Linked DNA regions of Homo sapiens: region 2 is linked to region 1. Evidence: read pairs that join two places in POLR2A ChIA-PET (ENCODE). Cell type or tissue: GM12878. All regions are shown on one strand. Links, peaks and the distances in the headings refer to the core of each region. The heading gives the core; the rest is flanking DNA.

Region 1 (2,904 bases), core at 233-2,732:
TGTCCCAAGTATTCACCAAGCCTTGTGCTGGTGCTGGGGGGACAGCAGAGAGCCTGACACTCCCAGGGGGCTCCTCATCAAAGGGGAGGCCTACAGTAAACAAATAATTACACAAATAAATATAGAAAATGAACTGTCACTTGGGGAGGCGTGGGTCTTGGAGTGGGGTTTTGAGGTGTGAATAGGAGTTCACAAAGCCTCAGAGGAAGGGGAAGGACTACGTTATTCATAAAAATCTCACTGGAAATGAAAAACACTTTGAGGGTTCCGCTGTCTGTTGTCAGACTACCCAAATACCATTGCCAGGAAATTCCAGCAGGCCCACACAGCAGAGCGGTCCAGGGCCAAATAACTTCAAAAAGTAAAATTAGAAAAGCCTCTCTGAAAAGTAGCTGTACACCTAAAGTCTATGTTTAATGTGGCCCATAGATGTGTTTTGTAGGTTTGCTCTGATGTGGATTGGGGTCCCCCAAGCAGTTGTACCAGTCACACCTCTGAGCTCCTAAAGCAGCTCTGGCAGCCAGGCAGGAAAACCATGGGCAGTTTCTTATAAAGTTAAACATTCACCTACGCTGAGACCCAGCAGTCCCACTCTCAGGTATTTACCCAAGAGCAAAGAAAGCATGTGCCCATCAAGATCTGTGCACAGATATTCATAGGAGCTCTGCTCCTAATAATCCCAAACTGGGAAACGTCCCAAATATCCATCAACAGTGAGAATGGATAAACAAATTGAGGTACCTCCATACAATGGGACACTGCTCCCCAATAAAACATTGCAAACCATTGCACACACCACGTCATGCACCGCTCTCGCACGTGTTGTGTTGTGTGAAACAAACCAGACAAGAAGGGACGCATCCCAAGTGACTGATTGGTTTATGTACAGTTTAAGAACAGGCAAATCTCACTGCTATTTATAGATGGCACAGCAGTGGTTACCTCTGCTAGTGGGGCCGGGGGTCGCTTGTGTACTGGGAAGGGGCTCCAGGGAACCTTCTGGAGGCTGAGGGTGCCCTTGATCCTGATTTGAGTGGTGACTATATAGGTATAAAAAATGATCAAGCTGGACACTTAAAGTCAACATAGTTTATGCACTTTCACGTGTAAACATTATTCCTTAAGAAAATAAAAACAGCACCAGTGGCTCCCCCCTTCCCTGCAGACTCCCCCGACACCACCACCTCCTTCTTCGCCTTGCATCGGTACGATAAGGCACTTGCTTGACGGGAAAGAGAAACTCAGCTGCCAGCTGGGGTTCATTTGCACTTTCCCCCGCCTGGTCTGCGGTCTGGCTGTGCAGCTAGCCGCTCTGACGGGGAGGAGGGGCCCAAAGCCACTGCCTGCCGCCTGGGCAGGGGAGAGGGGCACGTGAGGCTCATGGCAGAGGCACAGCCAGCTTCTTGCATGTGCCCTCCCCGGGGAATGTCTGCAGAGCCCAAGACTGCCACGCCGTGGGCACAGCCCTGGCAACAAACAGCCACTTACCCAGTCACCATGCTCTACTTCTCAGCTGCAGCCCCACGGCCTGGACTCGCTTGCCCAGGCCCCCCAGCCACAAATCCTGGGCCCCTCCCTGAAACCTCCAGACACAAACTCACTTCAGGCTGGGGCCTTGGTTTCCCCATCTGGAAAAGGGGTGAAAAGCCCCATCTTTCCAGTGTAGCAGTCGAGGCATTTGCAGCAGGTGTTTGTGCTCAGTGTATCGATGTAGGAGGCTCTCAAAAAGGATGTAGAAAACATGAATAGTTATGAGTCCTGTTTTAATAAAATTAGAATAAAAAATAAAAGCCAGGCAAGGTGTTGTGCGCCTATAATCCCAGCTACTCATGAGGCTGAGGCGGGAGGATCACTTGAGCCCAGTTCAAGCCCAGCCTGGGCAGCATGATGAAACCCAATCTCTACACAAAATACAAAACATAGCTGAGCGTACTCCCTAGCTACTAGGGAAGCTGAGGTGGGAAGATTGCTTGAGCCCATGAGTTTGAGGCTGCAGTAAGCTTTGATCACACAAGTGCACTCTAGCCTGGGTTACAAAAAATAAAATAGGCCAGGCACAGCGGCTCACAGCTATAATCCCAGCTCTTTGTGAGGCTGAGGTGGGAGGATCACTTAAGCTCAGGAGTTTGAGACCAGTCTGGGCAACACAGCAAGACCCCATCTCTACAAAAAAATTTTTAAAAAATTAGCTAGGCATGGTGGCGTGTGCCTGTAGTCCCAGATACTCAGGAGCTTGAGGTGGAAGGATCACTGGAGCCCAGGAGTTCAAGGCTGCAGTGAGCTATGATTGCACCATTGCACTCCAGCCTGGGTGACAGAAAGACCCTGTCTTTAAAAAACAAACAAACAAACAAAAAGAGTGAAAGATAAACAAATAATTAAATTTAAAAATAAATAGAACTAGAAGAGGAAGCCCAAACTATTTCTGAATGTGTTCATCTGAGAAGAGGGCAAAATGTAAAATACACACCAATTGTTTCACCATTATTTTCCCCCGAAGTTCGGATTAAAGAAAGGGAGGGGATTAGCGCTTCAACACACCTCCCTTTGTCCTGGGTGTCGTGCTTCAGCATGTGTGGATGGTAGCTTTGTGGTTAAAAAAAAAAAAGAAGAAGAAATGAGAGCAAAAAGTACTTTGAGAACTCTTTGTAGCTGTCACGTCCCCAGACCCTGTGGTGAGAACCTCCAGGGACACCTGTGAACATGCATGTTCCCAGGCCCAGCCTCAGGGGTCTGCACGTTTAAGAAATGGATGCACTTGTCTAATGATGAGGGCAATGGTGCCGGACACTGCCCACGTGTCTGCTCTCTAGGACAAGCCCTTGAGACAAGTATCATTATCCCGTTTAAAGACGAGAAAACTGGCAGGGTGTGGTGGCTCACTCCTGTAATCCCAGCACTTTG
Region 2 (2,904 bases), core at 129-2,628, 72 kb before region 1:
AGCTTCCTGTCACCTCTCTAGCTGCCCACACGCCGCACAGCTGCCACCGCCGGCCCTGGCCCGGGAGAGGGGGGTCTCTGGGGATCTTAGCAGGCCATGGTGGGGGTGTCTTGGGGCCAGCCTGAACTGAAAGACCATCACAGCTTGCAAGCCACCTCCCTGCTCTGTTGCTGGCTCTCCTTGAAGACAAGTGTTTTTCAATTAACCAAAGCGGTGCATGGCAATGTGATAGGGGAATGAAACACAGCAACAGAATCAATGCCCCACGCTGGGCAATAGCCGACTTTCTGTTCGCTCCCATCCCTTCCTTCCCTCCCCGCCTCCTTCCCCTGCTCCTTCCATTCCACAAACATTTATTGAGCACCCGCTGTGTGCCAGCCACTGTTCTAGGCCCTGAAGACACAGAAGTGAACAAAAAAAAAGAGTCCCTGTGCACATCCTGGAGGGACTTTCCCCGTGTGTGTGTGTGTGTGTGTGTGTGTGTGTCTATACAGTGTATGGAGACAGTGGATAATAAAAGCTGTTTATGAGGCACTTTCTCTGAGCTGTTCCATGTGCTTCACTTATACTCATTCAGCTAATCCTCAGGACACCCCCGTGAAGTCAGTGATATTAGTCACAGAGGCCCAGAGAAGTGAAGTGACTTGCCCAAGGTCACACAGCCAGCAAGAGGCCAAGCCCGGATTGAACCCCAGCCGCCTGGCTCTGGAGCCTGCAGCATAACCACAGCAGGGAACTGCCACCGGAGACAGACATCGACAGCCACTAGGAGATGTTAACCAACAGGCTTGTCTTCACGGCACGGCCCCCGCTTCACCAGCTGCACTGTTTGATGAGCTTTGCAGGTCCCAGATCTTATAAGCTCATGGTGATTGATCCAAATGATGCAGAGGTCGGCCTAAAGTTAGAAGTGGGCCCCTCTCTGCCCCAAGACAGCCCTTCACCCCAATTCCATTCCCACAGTTTGGGCATCCACCCAGGCTGCCAAGCCAAGCGGGGGCTGCCCGGGTTAGCAGGGACCTGGCCATGGGCCTCCTCAGCTAGGGGCCGCCTCTCTGAGGAGTGGGTGCCCCGCCCCTCCGTGGGCCGCCTGGTTTCTCTTATTGGCAGCGTCTGTAGTCCCCTGGCTCTGTCACCCGCAGCTATTCTAGGCCTCTGGTTCCTTTCACTTTCTGCTCTGCGTCTTCCTGCCTCGGTGGTTCCCCACCATCCAGCCTGAGACCTCCCCGTTGCCCGCCCTGGGTTTCTGTCTGCTCCTCTCCGTGGTGGCCGGCCCTGGCTCTGCCCCAAAGCCATGGAGAAGGCCAAATGCAGGCTGTAGAAAGGTCTGGGATCAGATCCCCCCATCCTTCCATGGCCACGTGACCGGGCCCGCCTCTTCCCTCTGAGCCTCACATCCTCATCTGAAGAGGGAATGCTGCTCATGCCCACCTTGCGGGGATGTGGGGAGGGGGTGCTGCCAGTGGAGACTCCCAGGGGACCCTCCAGGAGTCTCATCCTGACTCGAGACTGGGCACCTGGTGGGGGCACAGGCCCCCTCTCCCGCCATGGGACCGCCACATCCAGGCTCTCGTGGGTTGAGATGCTGAGGAAAGGAAAGAACAAAACCTGCTGGAGGAGCAGCGAACACGGCCCTCAGCTGGGTGACCTTGGGCAAGTCACTTCCCCTCTCTGGGCCTCAGTTTCCATATCTGTGAATGAGGCAGCTGGACTGAAGAATAGAGAGTCACAAAGCAGAGTGACACAAACTGGGCTACAGGAAACCCTGGAGGCCCTCGACCCAGGCTGGGGCCGGGGATGGTTCTGCAAAGCCTCTTGGGAGAGGGTTGCCTGAGCTGAGTCTCCAAACAGAACAGTGGCCTTAAGTCACGGGAGATGAGCCAGAGCAGTCCAGAGGGCACGGTCAGCACATGCTAAGGTCCTGGGGCACAGAGTACAGGGCTTGAGAAGGGTTCCTCTTGCTCCATGTGACTTTCATCATCCAACAGCCTGTGGTGGCACTTGCCTGTATCCCAGCTATCTAGGAGGCTGAGGTGGGAGGATTGCTTGAGTCTGAGAGGTCGGGCTTGTTCTCCCGGTGTTGGCAGAGTCCAGAGGGAGCAAGTGGAAGCCACAGGTGTCTTGAGGCCTAGGCTGAGATCTAGCACATCACCGCGTCACTTCATCCCTTCATTTCATCCTATTGGCCAAAGCAGCCCAATTCTAGGGATGGGGATCTAGACTCAACTTCTTGATGGGAGAAGTAGCAAAGTCACACTGCCAAGGGCAGGGACACAGGGAGGGATGAAGAGTTAGGAATGGTTTTTCTTTTTCTTTTCTTTCTTTCTTTTTTTTTTTTTTTTTTTTGAAACAGTCTTGCTTTGTCACCCAGGCTGGAGTGCATTGTCGTAAGCTCACTGCAACCTCCACCTCCCGGGTTCAATCTATTCTCCTTCCTCAGCCTCCCAAGTAGCTGGGACTACGGGTGCCTGCCACCACGCCTGGCTAATTTTTGTATTTTTAGTAGAGGCAGGGTTTCACCATGTTGGCCAGGCTGGTCTCGAACTTCTGTCTTCAAATGAATTGCTCACCACAGCCTTCCAAAGTGTTGAGATTACAGGCGTGAGCCACTGCGCCTGGCAGGGCTGGTTTTTCAATCACTCTGATGAACTCCCCAACAATCATCCCTTGTCAATTAAGTTCCAGGCCAATCAAGGTGGCTCACACCTGTAATCCCAACACTTTGGGAGGCTGAGACGGGAGGACGTCTTGAGCCCAGGAGTTTGAGACCAGCCTGGACATCATGGTGAGACCCTGTCTCTACAAAAAATAAAAAATTAACCGGGTGTGGTGGTGCTTCCCTGTATCCCAGCTATCTGGGAGGCTGAGGTGGGAGGATTGCTTGAGTCTGAGAGGTCGAGGCTG

The links. Peaks named below come from ENCODE experiments on the same cell type or tissue, not always from the same donor. Only the 100,000 strongest peaks of a DNase experiment are listed, where the experiment ranks them.
Region 2: POLR2A ChIA-PET joins it to region 1 with 12 read pairs; 5 of 35 experiments call an interaction of 5 or more read pairs at or near these places.

Annotation. Positions count from the first base shown.
Region 1 is chr16:11,296,433-11,299,336 of GRCh38, forward strand. All of the region lies in intron 1 of LOC105371082 (a long non-coding RNA gene), which reads left to right. Among named protein-coding and RNA genes, the nearest start is that of MIR548H2, 8.6 kb to the right of the region's middle. RefSeq lists enhancers at 1,051-1,230, 1,362-2,045, 2,499-2,548. In GM12878, for the core only: a CTCF peak has its summit at 1,448; DNase peaks (open chromatin) are centred at 612, 847, 1,319 and 2,609; H3K4me3 peaks cover 917 bases; H3K27ac peaks cover 2,338 bases.
Region 2 is chr16:11,224,431-11,227,334 of GRCh38, forward strand. LOC107984859 (a long non-coding RNA gene) reads left to right here. Exons shown (of 4, transcript XR_007064984.1): 4 at 1-534. Among named protein-coding and RNA genes, the nearest start is that of SOCS1, 30 kb to the right of the region's middle. RefSeq lists enhancers at 25-74, 555-634, 1,065-1,624. In GM12878, for the core only: no CTCF peak of the experiment used is centred there; DNase peaks (open chromatin) are centred at 578 and 1,161; H3K4me3 peaks cover 726 bases; H3K27ac peaks cover 1,944 bases.